Regions from separate parts of the Mus musculus genome. Here all the other regions are linked to region 2. The links are chromatin loops, found by intact Hi-C in ENCODE. Cell type or tissue: heart. All regions are shown on one strand.

Region 1 (8,000 bases), 56 kb after region 2:
TGAGCAAGAGTATCATTCAACAACACTTGGTAAATAAGGACCTTTCAAAACACAAACTGAGAATCCATGGTAAGTAAAGTAAACTTAGAAAACAAATATTTGATAGAGTCCTATATTCATAAGCAAAAGGAAGTTAAATAACATCCCAAAAGCACTTGAAAAATCCAACCAAGGGGTAAGATGCACAAGATACAAATACATAGGATGCAATGTTATCAATGCGACCATCAAGCCATGCATGGTAAATATAGATAAAGGGGGAATGTGTATTCCCATAATTAGAAGAAAATTACAAAAACATCAGTCTTTACCTATAAATAATACATTGAAAGTAAACATCACATTTTGAAGTAAAAGGACTCAGACTGGATTAAAAGTTAAAAACAAAAACCAACAATACAAGAAAACCACACGCCAAGTCAAGAAAACCACATGCAGAAAGTGTAAGGATGATATTCTTAGAGAGTGTAATCTTGAGTATACTAGAAAGAGCTACATTTATGTTTGGGGTCCAGGTAGACTTTAAGATTAAAAGTCAAGAAAAAACAAAGACCACTAAATAATGTTCAATGGATCAGTTAAGGAAGATATAATCACATATATCTATGTCCATCTAATGTGGACTTTATAAAATAGTACCCAACTTTATAAAATAGCACCATTAAGCCTTAAGTGAGAAATATGCTCCAACGTAATATTACTGAGGGAGTTAGGCATCTTACTTTGATCAACATATAGATTATATCATTTCAGCAAAGAAATTGCTAAACTATACTGTGAATAGGTAAGAGAGTCATTTTTTACAGCCAGCATCTGGAGATCACATTGCTGCCGTTAGCACATATAACTTTATCCAGACTAGACCATATATTAGGTCATCAGTAGGCCATAAGACAGTCACCAAATTTCCTAACACATTCAGACATTTTCTGATCACGATGCACAATGATAGAAGTGAACAATAAAAAAGTTTGAAATTACACAAACACATGGAGACTGAACACTATATTTTGAACAGCATAATTGGTCATCAAAATATAAAAATTTAATTTTTAAAAGTTTTCAAAATAAATGAAAATACATTTCAAAACTTAACAGGATACAGCAAGTTCCTACTGAGGGGTGTGTATAGGGATAATTTCCTGTATCAAAAATAGAAAGATTCCAGATAAAGAACATGTTGAATGCATTTCAAAGATCTAGATAACAAAGAATAAATCAAATCCCAAATTAGTAACAGGAAAGAAATCACAGATAAAGCACAAATAAGAGAAGTAGGCACCAAAAACAAAATATGAATTTAAAAATTAGCCTTTTTTGAGAACAAAATTGGCAAACCTTTAGCCGGACACATCAATATGAAGGAAGAGAACAATGTGGACACGCACGCCAATCCTAACCCATAAGCCATTTCCAGTTAAAAGCCACTTGGAAATGAAAATCTACTTTATTCTCGAGAATTTTGTGCATGTACATAATGAAGTGTGATCATATCTCAATGTATTTAAAAAATACTAAACACTTAAGGGAGAGATAATAAAGGCTCTCAAAAACAGAAATCTGTTAGGGATGAAACCCCTACCGCCTCCCTAATTCTACTGGGCTAACATCACTCCCCGTTTTCAGTGGGAGAACTATAATCCAAACCGCACCACCACACCAAGATGCTATCCTCCAAGGGCAGGAGTTCTTATCCAGAATGCTAAAGATAGCAGGTCTGCTATTGAGGATATACAGAGACAGGAGAACATGCATACCGTATGTGTGGATATAATTTAGTATAGCCATTGCGGGAAACAGGATACAGGTTCCTTAAAATTTTCCAAAATGTATATCACAAATTTCAAAAGCTAAATTCCTAACATTTAACCACAAGCAAGAGTCACAAACAGTTTAACTTACACTACAGGTCATTTAAAATGTTAATCTGCAGGTAGCCAATGTAAACATATCGGCTTCTCATTCATGCCAGTGTTTCAAACACAAGGCTTTCCAGCTTTTATTTCTCAGCATTGAGAAACAGTCCTTTGTTTCTTGGAGCATTTCGTAGTTCTTGACTATGGAGGCAACCTGAAAATTATTTTCCCACTGGAAGCCAACTTTGATGTGCTTCCCAGAAAAAAATATTATGTGTGTGTGTGTGTGTGTGTGTTTGTATGTGTGTGCATGTCTGTTGATTTATTATTTACATCTATTCCCTGGGTTTAAATAAAATGAAGCCTACAGAAATATGTGTTACTTAGTGCTGAGGAGTATTTTTATAACTGTCATTTGGTTCTGAATAACAGTGAATAGATCCTGAAATGATTGACATGACCGGACCTTAATTAGGATTTGTGTAAACGTGTACTCAAAATTGTTAAGGAGGTTACTTAGCTGAAAAAGGCAATTTGAAAAGATCTAAGTTTGACTTTCATGACTTGATTAAAGTCAGTTCATTTTACCACCACTGAATTCTAAACCACACAACCAACTATAACAAAGATAAACTAATAAATAGAGAAAAGGGGAAGAGTGCTCACACCTGTCCTTCTCTATGGACAGAGTTAATGAATTCACTGATGACAGAAAACCAGAGGGCCCAGGCAGTGTCTAAACAGAAGCCAGTTATCAGGAAAAACCAAGCAGATTTCACATATAAATAATTTAGATTATATTAAGTGGAACTATATAAGCATTTCAAAATCTATTATATTTCTACCCCAAAGAAAGATTGAGGTAGAAAGAGAGGAAGGCAGAGTCATTCAAGTTGACACTGGGCAAAATTTTCAGGTTATGACTACACATTGTATCTTTCTAAAGATATAAGCAGTTTCTAAATGCTATACAATTGAATTTTTCCATAGGGAAAAAATCCTGGTATAATGTAGAGCATTTTGAAATACCTTATTTCAAAACATGTATGGGTAGAAAATAGTAAGGAAATAAGAAAAGAACAAAACCTCAAGCACATATTTCTGTAATAATTAGGCCAGTAATGAGAGTCACCAAGTACATACGATATGTCAGGAAATACAATAAGCACTCTATCTTAATTCTAGTATCTTTATACATCATTATCAGTGCTAAAGAGATGATAGCACAGTGAAAGAAACTGAGGCAGAATGTTAGAACCAGTGTAAACCAGCATAAAATAACTTAGTTCATACTGAGACATGTGGTGGTCAGGAATTGTAGTACCAGGAAGCATTTGTGGACTCCAAGAGACCAATCGGGAGGCCATCTGATGCAATCACAAAAGGGTCTTCACTTACAAGCTCAAGCTTTAACTCTCCACAGACCCACAGGACAGCTTTGGTAAAGAAACCCTGAGCTCTCGTTGGGACAAGGTCTTACAGAAAATGGCAAGTGAGGGGTGAGTGTTTCTAGCCTGGCACCATCTAATTGGGGAGCTACTGTGGCCTTTAACATAATTAGCTGGTACTGGGTGCCAAACCATAAACTTAACTTCTGTTTTTCCTGACTGGTAGTTGTTGGAAGTGAAGTGCCAGGAGCAGGCTTGTAACCTGGGGGTGCAAATTTGTTGGGGGAATATCCTGGAGACTGCTGCTAGGCACAGGTCTTGTTAGAGAGTAACCTAGAAACTGGTGCTAGGTACCAACCTGTTAGTTTAATTGAGTTCAAACGTAGGTCAGGTTCTCTAAGGTGGAGTCTGAGCCCAAAACATTTGATCTCTCTGATTCATATTTACATTTACAAAAACAGTGAATTCTATGGCATTTGAAATACTACCGTGTGGTGTGTGTGTGTGCATACATGTGAGTGAAGGTGCCTGCAGAAGCCAAGAGAGGATGGTAGATCCTTGGATTCATAGTCATAAGCATTTGAGAGCTGCCTTACACAGATGCTAGAAATTGCACTCAGCAATTCTACAAGAGCAGTGTCTTAGTTAGGATTTATTGCTGTCAAGAGACACCATAACCAAAGCAACTCTTATAAAGGAAAACATTTAATTTGTGGCTGGCTTGGAGTTTTAGAGGTTTAGTCCATTATCATCATGATGGGAAGCATGGCAGCACTCAGGCAAACATGGTGCTAGAGAAGGAGCTGAGAGTTCTACTCCTAGATCGGCAGGCAGGAAGGAGAAGACTACATTCCACACGTAGCAGAGCTTGAGCATATATATGACCTCAAAGTCCACCTCTACAGTGCTGCAATTTCTCCAACAAGGATACACCTACTCCAACAAAGCCACACCCCCTAATAGTGCCATGTTCTATGGCCAAGCATTCAAACATATGAGTGTATGGGGACTATACCTATTCGAACCACCACAAGCAGTATGAACTATCAACCAAGAAACCCGATGTCTGAAATATTTTTAAAACAATTGTATAGGTTCATTGAATCTCTTCCCTCAGTATATACTGTTTGAATATGTAATCTTCAACCTAAATATTGCCCATGAAGAGTAATTCCCTACAACTGTCATCTATATGTGTACACAACAGGCAGGATAGTGCAAATGGGGTGAGAGTTTCAAAGACACAGGAAAGGTTCCAGACCCAGGAGAGATGAGTAGGCACACTGAATCCTGCTCACCAACTTAATACAACTAAATACCCAGGACAGGACACCCAGCAGCTCTTTAAGGATGCTAGAAATAAATGGAAGGCAGGAAATGGATTAAGGACCTTAGGTTGTTTTATAGGTCTCCTTGAATATTCATCCTTAAATGGGTTTGGTTCCCAGCTTTAAAAAAAAAAAAATCTCTGGAATCTATAGTCCAAGTTCAAAGGCAGAAGAAAAAGAAGACCTTATAGACAACCATGCCCTGAAGGGTACAGCACACCTAACTGTAAAATGCAATCAAAAGTGCTATGACTGAGTGCAGGAGTGGATTATAAGTGAGGTGTAGCTTGTGGTGTGGTCTGCCTGGGTTGGTGGGGAGGGATGGTGGCTATATTTTAGGTTCAATAAACAACACAAATGTAGTAAGAGCTAGTTACAGGTGGCTTCACACAGCATTTTTAACCAACTTCTAGTAAAACAATAGTTCATAAATGAATTGCCTCAATTTTTACATAAGTAACAAGCAAACCAAAGGCAATAGACAAACAGCAGCACCTTAGAGCCTGTTACTCTCATCTGCTTGCTGGGGTCACTGAATAGGCCTTTCTTCCCTACTGTGCTCTGCAGTAGTCTGAGTTGCTCCCTCTCTCAGTGATGTAGGAGCAAGCAAAGGCTGGGAGAACAAAAAGTGACTCGATACCAAATGTCTTAGGGTTTTCTGCTGCTGTGAAGAAAAGTCATGACCACAGCCATTCTTACAAAAGAATGCATTGAAATGGGGCTGGTTTACAGTTCAGAGGTTTACTCTACTATTGTCTCTTTGGGAAACAAGGTGGCATGCAGGCATGATGATGAAGAGGTAGCTCAGTGTTCTATACCTGGATCTGTGAAGCAGCAGGAAGTGAATGCCACACATGGCTTGAGCCTCTGGAATCTCCAAGCCCACTCCACCCCCTAATGACACACTTCCTCCAACAAACCACAGAAATCTCAACAAGAACACATGTCTCCCTTCCTTTTCCTCCCTCCCTCCCTCTTTCTCTCTCTGTCTCTCTCTCCTCTCTGTCTGTGTCTCTGTCTCTCTCTCTGTCTCTCTGTTCTCTCTCTGTCTCTCTCTGTCTCTCTGTCTGTCTCTCTGTCTCTCTCTGTCTCTCTCTCTCTCTCTGTCTCTCTCTCTCTCTCTCTGTCTCTCTCTCTCTCTCTCTCTCTCCCTCCCTCCTGTGTGCTAATGAAATGTGATCATTTGGCTCCGTCACCACCAGATTGGTCTCTTCCTTATGTTCTTCCTTCAATGATGGACTGTATCCATCTCTGGAACTCTAAGCCAAAATAAACATGTTCTTCCTTAAGTTCCTTTTAGTAGTATTATATCAAGGATGCTTCTGGTAATAGTCCTAAACAATTGTTAGGTTTGGAATTAGGAGGAGGAGAAAGACTTTTGTTCAAATTCTTACTGTCTCAGCTGGGAAGAGATGTCAACCAGAATCTACAGTTAAAAATCTCTGTCTCATTCTCAAATCTTCATGGTTTTTCCTGTGTTTTAAAATCCTACCTCCTATAAGTTACGTGGCCCCCTTTGTCTGCTACCTGCACCATTCCTTCTTCCCCTACTGTGATAAAGGGACACAGAGATTAAATGGCCCAGCAGCAAAGGAGAATTGTGATTTCTGATGGAATGATTTCAGCAAAGATGTTCGTAAATGTTAACAATGCATATGGGATGTGATGGTTCTTTCTCCTAGAATTGCACTTAACTGTTGTAAAAGAGCATATGCTAATCAAGTTGGGATGTAAAATTGTATTAGTTATTATTCTTATGGTAAGTTATATAGCATGAATTCCTTAACATAGCTTTGTCAATGTTCTGTGTGTGTGTGTGTGTGTGTGTGTGTGTGTGTGTGTGTGTGTGTGTGTTTGTGTGTGTGTGGTTTGTAATTTTCTCTTTTGTCAAAAGAGGGGTAGGAAACGGAGACCAGATAATCCTGGGTTCGGGGGAAGGGGCATTCAGGGAACCCTTGCAGGCAGGGCCTGGGTAGAAGAGTCCTGGACTTTCCCATAATCCTTTGCAGGAAACAGCAATGCAGACAGATAAGGAGGTGGAGTGAGGCAGGGCCCTTTGGACAATGGCGGGGTGGACCAAGGGGCTTGGGGGTCACTCTAACATGCAAAGCCCAACTGCCCCATAAACTAGGTTGCTTTTGAAGAGCAACATACATATAAATAAATAAGACAAGCTGCACGCACATATGCGGAGAAGGCACTCCATTCCCTACTGGCCCAAAGATAGGAGTCAGCCATGTGTCTGCCACCAAGTGATTCTCTGAAACACACCAGGTGGTGGGGCCCAGCAGGTTAAGTCTTCGTTGGGATGGCTGCTTGGTCTCCAAGGTGCTGCCCATTAAGCACCCAAGCCACTCTGAGTCAGATCCATGCCAGTTGGGGGAGCCTGTGCTGTGAGTGCTGGCACAAGACTGCCTGGCTAGAGTCCAGTCTCTCCTCTCCAGGGGTCTGGGGTATAGGGGTGCAGACAAAGGAGGGGTGAGGGGCTCACGGAGACATCCTCTCCCCCACCCCACGGGTTTCTGGCCTCCTCTCTTATCTCTCTGCCTCAATGGCAGAGTGGGCCCTTGTTTCTAAGGTGACCCGTTGGGGAGCCAGGGAAGGCCAGTCTGAAGTTGGCGAAGGGGGTGCTCGTGTCCACAGGGGCGGCTGCGACTGGTGGTGCTGTGGGCCTCCTGGGGGCGAGGCTGCAGTTGGCCTGCTGGGTGTTGCAAAGCTGCCAGTGGCATGGGGGAAGTGCAGTGGGGGTGACGTGACCAAAGTGGCCATTGGGCTGCAGCTGCTGCCACCACCATAGATGCTTTCAGAGGTCTTAGGATAGGAGAACATGGTGAGAACATCAGGGAAGTTGGGGGGCGTGGCAGGGGTGTTGGCCGGAGTGAACATCATCTGGTGGTGGTGGCTGTAGGGGATGTTGGTCTCCTGGAAAAGGGCACTGAGGGGTGTCTCGAACTGCTACTGGGCTGCTTGCAGCAGTTGCTTTGCCTGATCGGCTGCTTAGCCTGTTATCAGCATGAACTGGTTGATCATGACCTGGTGTTTGAGCCGGTCCATGTTCAATGACATGGCACCGCCACACAGTTAGCACGCAGCTCCGGCCTCTCTGTGCACTAGCCTCACATGCCCACCATTAGCGAGCCGGCCCCAGCTAATCCCATTCATTTTCTTTATTATTTTTTTATTTTTTAGTAAAGTATAAGTGCTTTTCTCTTCTGTGTCTTTTTGGGGTTTTTGTTTTTGTTTTTTTTTGTTGTTGTTGTTGTTGTTTTTTAATTTATAAGAATGGGGAAGCAATTGTCGGGTCATGTTTAATTCAGCTAGAATACTGTCTGATCATTTCTACAACTATCTGATGTTATTTCTTGGAATAGATCCATTAAATTAATCAGAGGCCTGTAGAGAAAAAGAGCAACAGGAAATATGTAGCT
Region 2 (8,000 bases):
ACCCTGCCAAGGTTTCCAACTGAGAAGGCTCCACCAGTGCCAAGTCAAGAGCTGACTCTGGAACAACTCCTGTAACGAGAAACATGAAATCACTAGAAAGGACTAGCAAAGGTTCAGGAAGTACGAAGGGAAGATTTCCAGGGGATATGAAAAAGTAGTCTCCAGAGAATTTGTCAGGGGTCACCAGACTCGTACAGAACAGAAGAAGGGGGTGGGGGGGGGGGTGGGGGATTTAGTTGATTGCCCTTAAAATGCAAAGAGAAAGGCACAACTTACTTACATAGCTCTAGCTTCCCATTGTTCTCGAGGCAGGCACTTAGTTTTGATAAGTTCCCTTTGTATCTGGGATTTGTTCTCTGTCTTGTTGTCCTAAACTCTTTTCTCTCTCTCTCTCTCTCTCTCTCTTTTTTTTCAGGATTTCATGTTTTTTGAAAGAACTGGAAACGAGGAGCAAAGATCAGGAGCATGGCAGTAACTCCCTGAGAGTTCTTGAGGTTTAAGGACGACAACTTTATGGACCCTGAATGGAAACTGAGGAATCACAAGGCACACACCGTGGCTTCTTTTCCTTTACTGAAATAACTTTCTATCAACTCACCTGTGATGCCTGGGTGCCCTGTTGTACAATTATGCTCCCAAATTAGAGTTTATTTTTTAGAATTCTGTCATGTATTTGTTTTTATACATTCTTAAGGTTTTCACTGTGAATTTGGGAAAACAGTTATGTGAATTTATATACATAGAAATGATCTTCTCTATGAAAACATACTTTGACTTTGTCTTTCGTTTCCCATTTTTGTGGAAACGTAAATGCTATTGTAATTTAATATAAAATTACACATTAAATATAATTATGATTTACACAAAAGAGTTGATGTTACTTTACAAATACTACCCATTTAAAACCTTTAAAACGTTCCTGTTTCATTTACCTTAGGGTTAACTATTACTCAATATGGTCATTAATTAGAAACAGTAAATGTATTTCTCTCTTTAGAAAAATTCAACATAGTTATGTAAACCTACTTCTATACTGTTCATACCAGTATTTATAACATAATAATTTATTATAGCATAATCTGACATATTATAATACAATAATGCCATACATACACATATTTTCATATGTGTGTTTCATATAAATATATACAGTTATTTTCTCCTGAAACGTTTGGCTCCTGTATTCTAATAGTTTTAGAGTCATCAGTCAGGCATTTTGCCAGTGAACGTTACCTGAGATTTTATGGAGTTGTTCTTTTGAAGAATTTTCAGGGCCTTTTTATAGCTGAGTCTGGAGACAGGCCTGACAAATCAGGAAATTCCCTCTGGCTGAGAATTGCTTAAGGTGATGGCTTTTCTTTCAAGTCAACCCCTAGATCAGATAAGTTTTAGTTTGTGGAAATTGATCTGTTAAAGGTGCCCTTTGTATAATAATAAAGAGCCTATGGAAACAGGGTTTGGGCTTCAGTCCTTAAGAGGCTGATCTCCCTGCCTCTTGAGAAACCAAAATTTATGCTGCACTAGCTCTCTTTTCTTACATCAGTTGCCCCTGAGCAATCCAGAACCTAGGATTGCTAGTGGATAAACAAAACTCCAAAGTCAGCAGTCCGTAGCCTGCTGTGAGTTCTAGATTCTTGGGAAGGGCCTGCATTTTACTTGATAGGAAGAGAATTCCTTCCCTCATTCACGCACTAACTGGTCCTCTAGTTCCTGATTAACCCAAACAAACCTGCAGATGACCAAAGTCCCCATCTAGCTCTTAGGCTGTCAGGGCTCCTTTGTCCCTGTGCCCTGCTCTAATTCCCAGGCTATTCTGGCTCACAAGCCTTGTCCTCCAAACTCCTAAGGTTCACTCTCCCGTTTGCTTTTGGAATTTTCCAAAGACATACCTGGAAGTTTGATTTCCCCGTTAAACCCCTCTACCTACAAAGTGATGGAGTTCTGTGCTTTCCCTGTGCCCTTGCCTACAGTTTTCTCCACCTCTGGGTGTTGCCGGTAGAACCCAGGACCTTTGGGAGAGATGGGCACTCTCCCAATTCAGCTACATCCTTGGCTAAGGTCTTGTTAAGTCCAAAAGTGCTACACGGAGACCACCACTCACAGATGCAATTGGCAAGAGTGTTATTATTTCTAGAGAGCAAGAAGCCTGCATGCAGAGGTCAGCCACTTACAAAAAATAAAAAAAGAAGAGAAAAGAAAGGAAAAAGAAAAAGAGTTGACTCCAGACAAAGGTATGCAGGCCCTTTTCTAGGGGAATTTTCGCTAGTGTTAGGTAATCTAAAGCCTCAATGGTGGGTGTTGGGGATGTTACATGGATTGGTTTGTGACTGGCTTGTGACCAGGTGGTTAGTGGACTGCATTCTTGTGTCATGAATGTTTAACCCCAGAATGAGATACACACAGCATATAAGGCTGCCCAGCACAGATATATCTCCATCCTTGTGGTCATCCCCACGCTGTTTGCCTGGGGGATTTTATGGCCTTGTTCTTGGAATGCATGGCTTTCCTTTTGAAGTCAGGCCTAGTTCTAAAATGGTGTGTATGCCATCTTCTCCATCTGTCAGTTATGAGCACACTCAGTCCTTCCTTCTGCAGTAGCATCTGTACCGTGGCTATGGACGACTGTTTCCATCTAGGGTTCTCCATGGGGTCCATTTTCTATGCCAGTTAAAGAATGAGATAGGTGGGTGGGGGAGGGGGAGGGGCTAGGGGATTTTCGGAGGAAAAACTAGGAAAGGGGATAACATTTGAAATGTAAATAAAGAAAATATCTAATTAAAAAAAAAAGAATGAAATAGCAGGAAAAATTTCAAGCTTGACAAGTACAAAAAGGAAAAATCTCCAGAAAGCAGCTGGACGCAGCCCTTGAGGAGAGGCCTGTACTGGGGGTAAGGAAAATAGATTTGGAGCAGACACACAGAGGAAAGAAAAGACCCTGGAAAAGCAGGAGGGGAAGGGGATGCCCAAGTTGAAAACCCACTTTTCTCAAGAGCTCGTTTTTGTTGTTTGGTTTTTTTTTTTTTCCCCTGAAGAGTCTTCCTCCCCTAGTTCAGGGCTTGTCATTTTAAAGATAGACAGGATGGTGGATCGGTCCACAACTGTTATATAAACATGGCCTGATCTGATCTGGTGAACTTGTCCAGAGAATCCATCAGCAGGGGTGAGGGGATGAGAGGCTAAGGAGAGGAGAAACCCTCTTTGAGGCCCTTGGTTTAGGCTGACTGGTTTTCACCTCTGATCAAGGGTGAGGAAGAAGCCTTTCATTATGTAGTCATGGCTCCCCCGCTCCCCCCCCCCCTTTGTCTGCCTATCAGGAGCTCTACTAGTCCCTCTCTAGAATTTTTATCTGTTGAGGAGTTTTTAAAAATTCTGTAGTCATTTTGTGGGGAGCAGTGAAGGGAGGCAGGAGAAACAGTCCAGCTTTGTGTGAAAGAAAAGCGAACTCAGGAAGTGAGGTGTCTGATGATTAACAAGTACACTTAAAGTTTAGACTTTACTGTGGTTGAGAGGTCACGAAAGCACTGAAAAGGGAGAGTCCAGAGTGCACCACACAGACAGGCTGAGCTGGGCCATGTGAGGAGAGGGGAGGGGAAGAGGAAGGCAGTAGAAGGGAGATAAGAGATGGTCTGCCAACTAAGGAGGGGATAGCCGGGGACAAGAGACTGGCCAAGAGGGTAAAGGATAGACCAAAAAACAAAACAAAACAACAACAACAAACCAAACAAACAAGGAAAACACCTAAAAAACAACAACCACAAACCAAACAAAAAGCAAGGCAAACCAAAAAAACATCCAGGTAACTTACATGATTGGATTTTATAGGGAAGAGCAGCCCAGCCTGTTGGCTGGAGGAGAATTTAGGGTACCAAACCAAATATGGCAGTCAGGCCCTGAAACGGGTAGGGAGTGAGGGATGCAGGGAGAACCAGGTAGCCAGCATTCAATTTCATATGTTAATGGAACTCAGCCCTTTGTCTCTGGTTTGAGACCTACTAAAGAGACTATTTCCAGCTTTTGTACTCAAGCTTGCATACTCTTCTCAATGACTAGAACATCTACAAGACATATATGTTAAAATTAGACTCTGCCTCCAGGTAGACAAAACACAAGCAGTCTTGTGGGTTTGGCTTGATATGACTAGCTGTTGCATCTGGAGAGCACTCTGGGTTGCCGTTCTGGTGCCATGAATATCGAGTGGCAGTATTTAATAAAGCCTCTTATTAAAACTTACCTGTGGTGGTGGTGAATCTCGGAGTGACCCCAGACCCATAACAGTCATAGGGAGACTCCGTCTCAAAGAGGCTCATTCACCTGAATGTGAACAACTGTCCCAAGATTGTGACAAAAATATAATAAGGAAAAATAATATTGGTGGTCCTACCGGCTCCTGCTGGTACTCAGTAGAAGAAGTTAGGCATTTGAGAACTATCGGGATATGCACTCTGACTCTCCTAACACAAAACAAAACAAAACAAAACAAGAAGGAAGGGAAAGCATTCCTGAGTCTCCTTTTGAATCAGTGCCAGCATTTGAAGAATGCAGTGGAGGTCAGAGTAAAGGGAATGCCAGTAAGTGTTCCTTTGGCGTTCCAGAACTGTGCACAGACCAGATATTCATTTCTACTGAGAGCCTCTGCCAGGAGCAGCTAACAATTCTCAAAGGACTTAGAACTCAGACAGGGTTTCAATTTGGTTGCGTATCTTTCCAGTCAGGAAAAGGAAATCTAAAGACTCAGGAAACAAAACCTAAACTGCCTCAAAGTCCAGGTGCTTTTTCTCCCTGACTTTAGTCTAGTGGAGTAGTGCAGCACCTATGCCTTTCTGAGAGGAGTCTGGAGAGCTGAGTCGCTGCTGGTGCTAGGATTCTAGGAATTCGCCTCACTTGGAGCTGCATGAGAAAGGTAAGCCAGATGCCCTCTAAAGAGATCCATGACCTTCACCGGACCCAGAACTTTTATAAGCCCTGCGAAGAGAAATCTGAGGGTGGAGATTTAAGCTGGAAGTTAGGAAAGGTGACCAAGAAGGTGACTGGGAAGGGGAGGTGGGCACACGGGCAAGGGAAGTACCTCTGCCTGGAGAGGTAAAATGTAGTTCAGTCAGGTTTGTCTGTGGGCAGGTAGGAGTTTCGGGTTATTTTCCTGTATCTTGTAACAAGCAGCCAGCCAGTTATTCACTTGTCCAGTGGATATTGCCTTTATGTGTTCTATTTCTTTCCATTTCAAGCCTCTTGGTTGTAAACAAAATTTCCTGTTTTATTAGGAGAAGGCTCTTAACTTATTGGAGGTCAGAGGCACCTCTTGTACTTTTGTAAAACAAACAAACAACCCCGTTAATTTTAGACACAAAGAGGCCGAAAGTACAGCGACTCCTCATGACTGAGTAATCAGACTTTGACAGCTGGCAGTTGGAACCAGTACCTGGGAGGTCTCACACATACGTTCAAGAGTAACTTGGCCCAGATAGCTCACCTCCAAGGGCCACTCTCAAAAGACAGTTATAGCTATAAACCATATTATTTAACAAGCAAGTGGAGTACCCGCATATCTATAGACAAAGCAGGAGCGTTAAGGCCAGTAATTGTTCTTATCGGTTTTAGTTAGACACACATTCCCTTTTAAGAGGGTGTTTTGAGAGTCTGCTTGCCTCTTTCTTGCAGCATATTTTATTAACCTTTTACGAATATCATTTCTGGTCTAGTGACTGCTATTACCTTATGCCTCTGCTTGTTATCCCCCTGGCCAGAGTCTATACCATTTGTACAGGGTGCTTTAAGCCAGGAGCTATGCCACTTATGATACCAAATGAGAAGATAATGGAGTTGCATATGCCATAAATAATACCTGGGAAGTAGTAGATGGCTCTTTTCTACTTATTTTTCTCCTACCTAGCATCCCATACCACATCCTGTCTGAAAAGATCACATGAGGCCCCAGTTCAACTTAATAATACCATTTCACAGTTAAGTGCAATCCTTAATCAAGGCCATCGAGGAGGGGGATTAGAGAAACATATCACAAAGCCTGCTAGCTATTGAAGGATAAGTATTAATTGGAACCCAAACTAGGCTTGGCATTTTATAGTACCAAGAGCTCAGAAAAGACAGAGCAGACTGTGTGTGCCCACACTGCCCACTCAGGCTGCCTGAGTGTGACCCTCTCTCAACTCCTTCACATCCGCAGACTCTGGACCAGTCTCCATGTATACTGTTTCAGCTACTCTTACAAATTACGCAACAAATTCTATTACGAATACAAGTTAAAGTCTAGTACAAGACCTAATAGGTTAAATTGATTTTACATCAATTAGTATAGGTTGTTAGAGTAGCTGCTGCTACCATAAAGGACTAGGTGACAGTTGGCTTTTATTATGTCAAATATTTAAATACTTAAATAAGAAATGTTTGTATAAATATGTGTGTGCATGCCCATTCTCTACAATTTATGATTAATATCACTCAGCTTGAATGTCTGGGTGTTAATTAAAATAAACAGTTTTTATTATTTATTTATTTATATTTAATTATTTAATGTTTGTTTATTATTCTAAATTTTGTTTTATTAAACACTTAAAATTGTTTCTTACCTTAGGAGAATTAACATGGCCAGGAGAACAGATCCAATTAAAAGGCTGTTCTGTCCTTCATAAGAAAGATGCCTTGATTGAAGTTGCTAAGAATCTCCCTAAAACTTGATGGATGTAGTTTGTTTTGTGTGTGTGTGTCTTCTGGTGAACTGAGCAAATAAGCACAAAGGATTTTAATCATTTTAGTTCGTGTGACTAGGGAGCTAAATGTTATCAATAGTTACTTTTACCTCATCGGTTTAGTATCTGTTATGTGGAGGAAAGCAGATGATCTGGAACAGTGAGGAAGGAAGCACAGGCTTGTCCAGGGAGGGTTCGCAGGGATAATGAAGTGACCAAATAAAGGCACTCGGCTCTTTTCTGCAGCCCTTTGTCAATAGGTGCTCCTCCTGACTCTCTTATGTTAAGACTCATAGTAAAGTAACAGGGTAGGAAGAAGGGAGCAGGAACGTGCATCAGTGAACATATTTTAGAATCTGTTCTGTGTAAAGAGTGGGCGGTTGCCACTTGGAAATGTAACCCTCATTTATTCCCATTAGGTGCATATAGGGCAGAGACCACCAACGACTTAAGATCCACCTGACACACAGCATTTCTTTTTTACATATTTCCAACTTCCCAGCATGCTCTTGGGTCCTAATTTGCATTAGATTTCTCAGTTAGTCAAGCCAAAAGATGAGATCTTCTTAAAACTAGACAAGAAATATTACCGTACATATGTATAGATCTACAGTACAAACGTTATAATCTTAATTCAACTGTTAACTCAACTGAAAATAAAAAATTAAAATTTGAAAATTTTAATATAAAATAAGGAAAACTTGCCTATATTCCTTATAGAAGTCATTGATGATTTGCCATTAGGTGTACTTTTCTGACAAAGAGGCAAAGTGAAAATAATGGTCAGTCATCTTTGAATTGTTGTTAACATTTGTTGGAAGTTTTCAGAACCTTCATTAGCCAAGCAGTATCAATGAAGAATGATGTCTTATTAAAAATTGGGGAAGATTAAAACTTTACACACAGGTTAAATATGTCGCATGTCACGATCAAAAGGGTTCCTACCCATTTCTACCTCTGGTTCACTGGACTCTTCACCCAAAGGCTTTTAGAAAATTGCTAACCATCATGGGCCAGCCACCAATTTCAGGTCTTTCTGAAAACTCCATATGGCACGAGAGTCAAAGCCAGAGGTTTAACTGGATAGATAATGCTAAATCAGATAACTGAAGAACACTAGCCTACTGGTCTAGGGAACTCCAAGGCATCTTGTTTGAGCCAATCAGTGAAAATGGGTTGTATTCACAGAAGGTCTTCTCTTCTCCATCATGGACAGACACTGTAAATCCTTTCGTTTTTCTCCCTATTAAGTTAATTTTGTTTACCTATTCTCTTCTGAAATGTTTGGCTTTGTTTTGT
Region 3 (8,000 bases), 190 kb after region 2:
TTTTAAACAATTCGGACAGGTATGATGTTAATTGTCTCTGGGTTTGCTGCTCACTCTGCTTCCGTTTTAATTCATCCTGTATTTTGGAATGTAGTCTGCCTGCAACCCACAAGATCTTAAGGAAATAGTCTACTGCACAGTTTTTCTTTGGAAGGATTCATGGTATGACTAAAATAAGCAATAGTTTAGGTTCTAAATGCAACAGCCAGTTTTGATTTTCGTTTTGTAATAGGTTCATTCATTCATTGAAAAGTGGCTTCTCTGTTTTCTTGGAGGGTTGAGTTTATGCAAAGAAGTTTTACAAATATATGTTTGCATATAGGTCTAATGGATTTATCTGCATGACATTTTTTACCGTCCCCCTTATCTTGACAATGAAAAATCCCCATCTACACTGCCTGCTTCTGGTACTCTTTTAATGTCAGCCTTTGTACCACCACCTCTTCCGGCTCAGAACTATGAGAGGTGGCTATTGGGGTCTTTTAGTGACCCTTCACAGTCAGCCTCTCCACTACTGGTTCTCTGGGCCTGAAGAATCCCATAATACAAATCAATGCTTCACATCACAGATGCCAAGAAGCTAGCTGAAGCTATATACACAAAAATATATACATCCAAGTTTGATATCTGGCAGACTTCCAAGGGCTCTTTCCATATGAATTCACTATGAAGGAGTACTTCATAACAACTTTTATTTCCAGGTGATCTTTTTTTTAATGTTCAGATTATAATATGCCTATTACAGGAAATTTAAGGAAGAAAGTGTTGTGAGGTTTTTTTTTTTTTTTTACAAACTTTCTCCTTTTTGTATTTTAACAAACTATAGTGTAATAATATTGAGTTACTGGAAACATTACATGTTTCTGGCAAGAACATTTGTATCTATATTTCCCTAGATTATTAGTTTATGATGTTCCACTGTGAGGTGCTCTCCCAACCAGCATGCTACTGTAGCGTGTAGTTTAGAGTTGCTGATGCTTGCTTTTAATCTGCATTTGTTTACAGAGAATAAAAACTCCACTTAAAGCAAAACTATTAATTAATCTCTGGACTTAAAACAGAAAAATTACTTAGGTTCAAGAAAGAGGCTTTAGCCGGGCGGTGGTGGTGCACACCTTTAATCCCAGCACTTCGGAGGCAGAGGCAGGTAGATTTCTCAGTTCAAGGCCAGCTTGGTATACAGGGTGAGTTCCAAGACACCCAGGGGATATACAAAGAAACCCTGCCTTGAAAAACAGAAGAAAAAATAAAGAAAAAAAAGAGAAGAGAAGAGAAGAGAAGGGGAGGGGAGGGGAGGGGAGGGGAGGGGAGGGGAGGGGAGGGGAGGGGAGGGGAGGGGAGGGGAGGGGAGGGGAGGGGAGGGGAGGAGAGGAGAGGAGAGGAGAGGAGAGGAGAGGAGAGGAGAGGAGAGGAGAGGAGAGGAGAGGAGAGGAGAGGAGAGGAGAGGAGAGAAGAGAAGAGAAGAGAAGAGAAGAGAAGAAGAGAAAAGAGAAGAGAAGAAAGGCTTTAGAGAACGACCCATTAGTATGGTCTCCTTGGTTGTTCCCTTAGCTTTCCTGCTGTACTCACTTGACCCTCCCCATCTCCTCCCTCTCTCTTTCTCTAGCTTAGTGGTCTTCTGTCTGATCACATTTTGCACAGCTTTCTCATTTTTCTAGAGTTCATAGTGACTTTCCGAGAAACTGTTATACAGAGGAAATGTAGAAATGTCACATTTTAATTTTTAATCTGCTTGCCTCATTTGTTTTTCTAACATAGCTGTCCTAGCAGGAAACTCCATGATAACTTGGAATGGAGCTGTGCTTTTGGTCTTAGAGAAAGCAGTTTTTCTTGCTTCTTCTTTTGCTAGCTATGGAATGCTTCTTGGGGGTCTTGGCTAGATTAAAGAAATCCCATTCTCTTTCTAGGTTATCAAGTTTGGCTTTATATTTTTAACCAAAAAAGGAAATTGGATCCCTCTGATGTTTTTATTGCGTGCCTATTGAGATTAAGTGAAGTTTTGCTATATTGGTTGATTTCTATATGGAATTATATTATTGGTTATAAAAATACGCTAATAAAGGTTTTAGAAAAAAATTTTTAAAGAAATACATTAAAGTAAGTAAAATCCTATATTGTTATTGAGATAATTCCTGCTTGTATACAGTGTATATATATTGATATGGCTTGATTTTGTTCTGTAGTGTTTTGTTAGCTTCTGAGGTCAAGTTCTTAAGCAATGTTAACATAGCTCTGTTTTCATAGTGTCTTAGTCTGGTTATATCAAGGCCACCCTGACCTGACAAAGCTAATTAGGATACATTCACTCTTACTTCTGGGAGATTTGTGAAAGCTGAACATTCATTCCTTTTGTAAAAGAATTTTGTAGTTTATCAGAGAAGTTCTATGTTCTTAGTTTCTCCCTGTGGGAACGTCCTGCAATGCTGACTCATTGTCTTGCTATAATTCTGTTCTTATTTCTGCTTCTTACCAAGTCACCTTTAGTGGTGGGTCCTTCTAGGAATCCTTATGTTACTTGGTTGATCTAAACTCTGTGTGTGTGTGTGTGTGTGTGTGTGTTTTCGTTTTCTATAGTAAGGACATTATAGTATGACCTTAAAAAATGAACAAAAGCAAAATTGACAGAATATGTGGTGGGGTTCAAACCCAGGACCTCACCCATGCTGAGAATTCATTCCCATTGAGTTGCATGCTTGTCTGTGTTCCTTTATTTTTCTATAATTCATCTCTTTGGTTTTCTATAGCTTCTCTGTATGACTGGATAATTTTCATTGATTTGCTATTAACGTAGTAGCTCTTTACACAGTCTACATTTGTCTATTGATTTCATCCAGTGATGTTTAGATTTCTGTTATTGTATTTGCTCAGTGCTAAAACATATCTACTTTTTATATCTTTCATTACTTTGCTGAGACGTTCAGTATTTGGGATATTTTTAAAAAACATTCCATTTTATTTGATTTTAGTATTTGTGTCCATGACGCATGTGTGTGGGTGCTCGTGTCCAGGGCATACGTGTGGAGGTTAAAGGACAACCTTGAGGAGTCAGGCCCTTCTTCCATCCTGTGTGGGCTCTGGAGAGCAAACTCATGTTATCCTGGTGTGGCAAGTTCCTTGACCCAGTGAGCCATGTCTTGGTCCTGGAGAATTTTTTTTTATACCTAAATTATTTGTAAGATAAGTCAACATTGCCATCATCGTAGCATTAATACCTTTTCATATTTTTCCCTAGGAGTTTTCTTGTCCTTTTCTAGTCTTTTTTGTGCTGTAATTCTGTGGTTTTTCCTGCACATTTTGAGTATTATTTAGAAGAACCTGATTCCTGTTAAACTCCATGGAGAAAGCCGATCAGTTCACTGTTTGGCCAGGCAGTGCATGTACTTGGTTTGAGGCCCCCCATTCTTGGCCAGCTTCTGAGTGTGTGACTTCAATGGCAGCTTTCTTTTCTCTGTCATTCAGCTAGCTCTTGAGTGGACACAACCCAGCACTCAGTCTCAACTTGGGAACTCTTCTCTCTTGTTTGGATCTCCAGGCCTTTGTTAGGTTCTGGGAAACATTATTGGGAATTCTTTAGAGTCACCCTTGCCTACCCAAGGCAGAACAAAACAAGCATACATGTCTTGAAGCCACCAAGTACACCCCATGTGTTTCAGGCTATTCTGAGGCCAGGGGTTCCAGAAACTAAAAGCTTCTTCCCCTGTGTTCCTGCCTCTATAACCAAAGTGGTCAGTAACCTTTTCAGTTATGCGAGTACGTATTTCAGTTAAGTTGCAATATTAAATTAACTGCCCAAAGTCAAGACAGACTCAGCAGTCTCACAGTTGCCAACAAGAATTCCCTCACACCAGACATTTGACACAGGTTTGAGGTTTCCAGATCACTAACATTCTGACAACCTAATGAGTCCAGCTACCCCTTCGGGTGTGGTCATTTTCTATAATAACTCACGGGACTCAGGACTCAGAGCTCTCCAAGTGAGTAAAGCTCTACTACAAGAAATGCAAATCAAGATTAGCCAAATAAAAACACATGTGGGAGGGGCTAGTGATTTCGAACCCTTTCTACACAACCTAAGGAGCTGGATTCAATGCCCAGAGCACACACTGTAGACAAAGAAACAGACTTTTGAACGTTGTGTCCTGACCTCCACACATTGCCATGCCTCTTACAGAGCTGTCACCTGCATATGTGGCTTTTGTGTCCTAAACACAAAGCATCCATCTCTTTACCTAGGGAAGCTATGAAACTAACTTGAGACTGAGTGCTCTTTGTATTGGGCTTTCTATCCATAGGCCTGACTGCTAAAACCCTTGGCTATGTGGTTGAACTAAGTCTCTACTCCCCCATCTCCCTAGAGGTCAGACAGATAAGAACATTCTAACCCTCTGAACATGTGATATGTTTTTCTGATATGACCAGTCCACATCATGAGACATCCCCTCTGCATAGCCTCATGTGTGATCCCAAGGGTATAACATGTATAACAAGAATAACCCTGTCATTGAGACATCCCAAGAGTTTAGAACCCACGACAAGAACAGTCACACTGGTTTGTTGTTATCTAGCACTAAATTACACATATAACAACCAAAGTTTAATTAGTATCACTTTCAGTGGAGGTAGAAGAAAATATTGATTTAGACAGTAGCAAGACCTAGCAGATATGCATTTTTTAAGGCTTGACAGATTTTCCTTCATTAGACAAGGTCTACAAATTTCCTTAGAGCTATTAAAATAGTAACACATTCACCTGTCTTGGGTCCTATGACATATGAGGCTAAATGTGAACAGTTGAAAAGACTCACAATATCTTATTTAACCTTTTCACATTCACCAAATGTAATATGACTCCCACACAAATACAGCATCGCTCACCAAGGTCTTCAACTGTGAGGACTATGCTAAGACACTTTGTTGATTCTCTATTCCAAGAGCAGAGATATTGAAAATACAATGAGCTTGCTATGGTGGCTCAGGGCTATAATCCAAGCACTTGGAAAATCTAAGCAGGAGATTCTCCATGAGTTCAAGAACTGTCTAGGCTATACTGTGAGTTCCAGGCTACTCTATGCTACTGAATGGCATCTTATCTCAGAGAGAGAGAGAGAGAGAGAGAGAGAGAGAGAGAGAGAGAGAGAGAGAGAATCAAAGACAGAGACAGAGACAGAGACAGAGAGAGAGATAGAGAAAGAGAAAGATAGAGATCTTTAATATCGCTAACATTTTGTTCTTTGTAAAATATACTGCTTGATAAATTCTGTCAGCCAACATTTATCACGTTTTGGGCTGCAACTAGGGAGCATGCTCCTTTGTATGCTTACAATTCTATCTGCTAGAGCTTCCCTCTGTGGGAGAGGAAAGTGTCTGCCCAGAACCCACGTTGGTCTGGCAGTTGTTTAGCTGGTACATGTTGAGCGACAGAGTGCCAGGGCATGTCAAACAGTACTGCTATCCATACACAATTTCCTAGTGATTCAGTAATAATACCGAGCATCTGAGGATTGTCTGTGGGCCTCACACTGTCTCTATGGAACTATTCATTTTACAGCAGTACTTGGAAGTTGGCCCCACATTCACTCTTTCTGTGACAAACAGGGCAACCTGAAATAGAGCCTGGTTCTCATGGTCACCTCAGTGTCACACCATAGACCTGGGCATGTGCTGTGAGCACATGTGTTGCTGGCTTGCACTAGTGGGTAGCTTCCCGGTCTTCTTTTCACCTCCAGGTGTCTTTACGTGAGGATTAAGGTATAAAAAGGATATCGTGGCTCAGAAAATTTGCATGTTAGAGTCAGTAAACAGACAGGGGACTTGGGTACTTCCTATAGGGCTTTGCTAAGTTAGCGGACATTCAGGAGGAACTGTCTATCCTTCTTGTCCTTTTAAAAAAATGAAATACTAAAAGACAGCCAGAGGCCAGGGTTTTAGAATGCATATACCAGTTTCTAAGCCTTTGCCTGGAGACTCTCACCTGGCAATCAAAGAAACAAAGAAACAAAGAATCAAAAGAAAAAAAAACCAAAATCAACCAAAAAAAAAAAAAAAAAAAAAAACCCTCCCTCCCAGAGATCAGCACAAGTCCAGTGTTTCACTGTGAATTTCTGACCCAGCTTGGGTCTTGTGACTGAACTTTCAAATCTCCATGTGTGTGTTAGAACTTCTGGTTTTGTGGGCTGCTGTATCATTTCATGATTTGCACAAACGAAACTTAAAGAGCAATCTTCTGTGTCCGTGTCTCAGCCAGGTTAGCTGTGCTGCGCAACAGGAAACACATCCCTCAGTTCACAGTTTATTCCAGGATTAAGACAGAATGCTTGCCTCTGGCAACTGGGAATTATCCTGCTTACATAATATGCTGGCAAACGTTATGCATAAGAAAAGAACAGCAACATAGGTAGGTTAGAATGTGCAACATTTAATATGTGTTCTGTTGCTGCCAGACTTCATTTAAAGTAGCAGCTGCAGCTGCCTTACAAGGATGCAGATCCTTGCCCAGCCTGGCATTGTCTGTGTCCTAACTCTCATCTCTCTGTGATGGTCCAGACATCTGTAGATACCCTGTGTGAATCATATGTCTCCGAATGCCAGGATGTCAGCAGGACTTCCTGGGCTTTGGTATACTAACCTGAGATGTGCCCCAGTTTCGAGAACTAATTTCCAGAGATGATGAAGGCAGAAGCCAGTCTCAGTGTAGGATGCACTTCACTGTTGCTGATTGAGAGAACATCTGAAACAATTTACTAGCTAATAAGGGAGGATTAAGATGACAGAATTCTTTCTTGTACCAACTGGAAATTACTGTGCTTACATAATATCTTGGCTAGAATTGTATTGTAAAACTTTATAAGAAAAGAAAGAGAATCGAAGTTGATGAGAAAAGGCTCTAGTGGCTAGAAGGGGGGAGGGGTGTGAAAGGAAGCTTGGCTCCTCCAGTCTGTGAGGTGATATGTATCCACATTCTGCTTTGTTTCATTAGTATTAGTTTATATCTAACGTTTAATGGATTTTGCAGGGATGGGGAGGGGAAAGGGGTTTATTTCAGCTCATAGTTCCATATCACAGCCCATGGCAGAGATCATAAGGGAGTGCTGCTTATTGGCTTCATCTCTTCTTGACTAGGGGTAGCACTACTTACAGTGCACTGGATTCTCCCTCATCCATCATCAATTCAGATACACCATAAGTCAACCTGGGGAGGCTCTCTTCTCAATTGAGGTTCCCTATTCCCACAGGACTCTAGCTTGTGACAATTTCATATAAAACTAGCCATTTACAGTCAGCTTATACACCCAGAACTCCTTGACAGAAGGGAAACCCAATTCTTCCTGAGGAAGGACCCTATAAGAATAATACTGGAAGTTTTACTGTTACTTTTTCATCTCTGTTTCTTCAAAGGATCTTTTAAAAGTGACTTTTACTTCGTGATAGCTATATACTAAAGGAAAGAAATTAATCATACTATTAAAAAACTGCTACACACTGACTGGTTCTGAGTTGACATTATTCTAGGAAACCCTCAACATCCCTATGGCCAACCAATCACAGTAGGAGTATAGAGAAGCCAACCAATCAGAAAGCGTGAGCTTCTGGAACCCAGATATTCTGAGTGGGGTCTTATATAGAAACCAACCAATCAGAGTAGGGGCTTATGAAAACTAAATGATCATGGTTTATAACTGAAAACCTTCTCCCAGTCAATCGGTGAGTGTGAAAACATACTCCCCGGAAATCCCCTTCTTCCACAATGCAGGAATAGACATGTTTAGTAACTAGGAAAATATACATACAGATTCCCTGATCTGTGAGGGAAGGGATGTTAAGGTGTAATAGTGCGTGTTTTAAATCTCAGCACTTGCAGTCTGTGGCAGGTGGATGGCTGCGAGTTTAAAGACAGGCTAGGCTACATTGCCTGTGTCTGGCCAACAGGGCTACAGAGAAACATTTTCTATTCCTCACTAAAGAGAGTGTGGGGGAAAGAGGGAGAGAGAGAGAGGAGAAGA

Evidence for each region. Peaks named below come from ENCODE experiments on the same cell type or tissue, not always from the same donor. Only the 100,000 strongest peaks of a DNase experiment are listed, where the experiment ranks them.
Region 1: it touches region 2 in a loop (2.0-fold over the local background); 2 of 42 quality-filtered maps call a loop at or near these places.
Region 3: it touches region 2 in a loop (1.8-fold over the local background); 5 of 42 quality-filtered maps call a loop at or near these places.

Annotation. Positions count from the first base shown.
Region 1 is chr9:92,327,442-92,335,441 of GRCm38, forward strand. All of the region lies in intron 1 of 1700057G04Rik (RIKEN cDNA 1700057G04 gene), which reads left to right. It also overlaps the pseudogene Gm15493. Among named protein-coding and RNA genes, the nearest start is that of 1700057G04Rik, 22 kb to the left of the region's middle. In heart, a CTCF peak has its summit at 3,154; no DNase peak of the experiment used is centred here.
Region 2 is chr9:92,271,114-92,279,113 of GRCm38, forward strand. Plscr1 (phospholipid scramblase 1) reads left to right here. Exons shown (of 9, transcript NM_011636.2): 9 at 416-1,448. The coding sequence ends at 475. It overlaps Plscr2 (phospholipid scramblase 2), which reads left to right and starts at 4,489. Exons shown (of 8, transcript NM_008880.3): 1 at 4,489-4,900. In heart, no CTCF peak of the experiment used is centred here; DNase peaks (open chromatin) are centred at 4,598 and 5,378; H3K4me3 peaks cover 303 bases; H3K27ac peaks cover 1,821 bases.
Region 3 is chr9:92,461,614-92,469,613 of GRCm38, forward strand. All of the region lies in intron 1 of Plscr4 (phospholipid scramblase 4), which reads left to right. Among named protein-coding and RNA genes, the nearest start is that of Plscr4, 8.2 kb to the left of the region's middle. In heart, no CTCF peak of the experiment used is centred here; no DNase peak of the experiment used is centred here.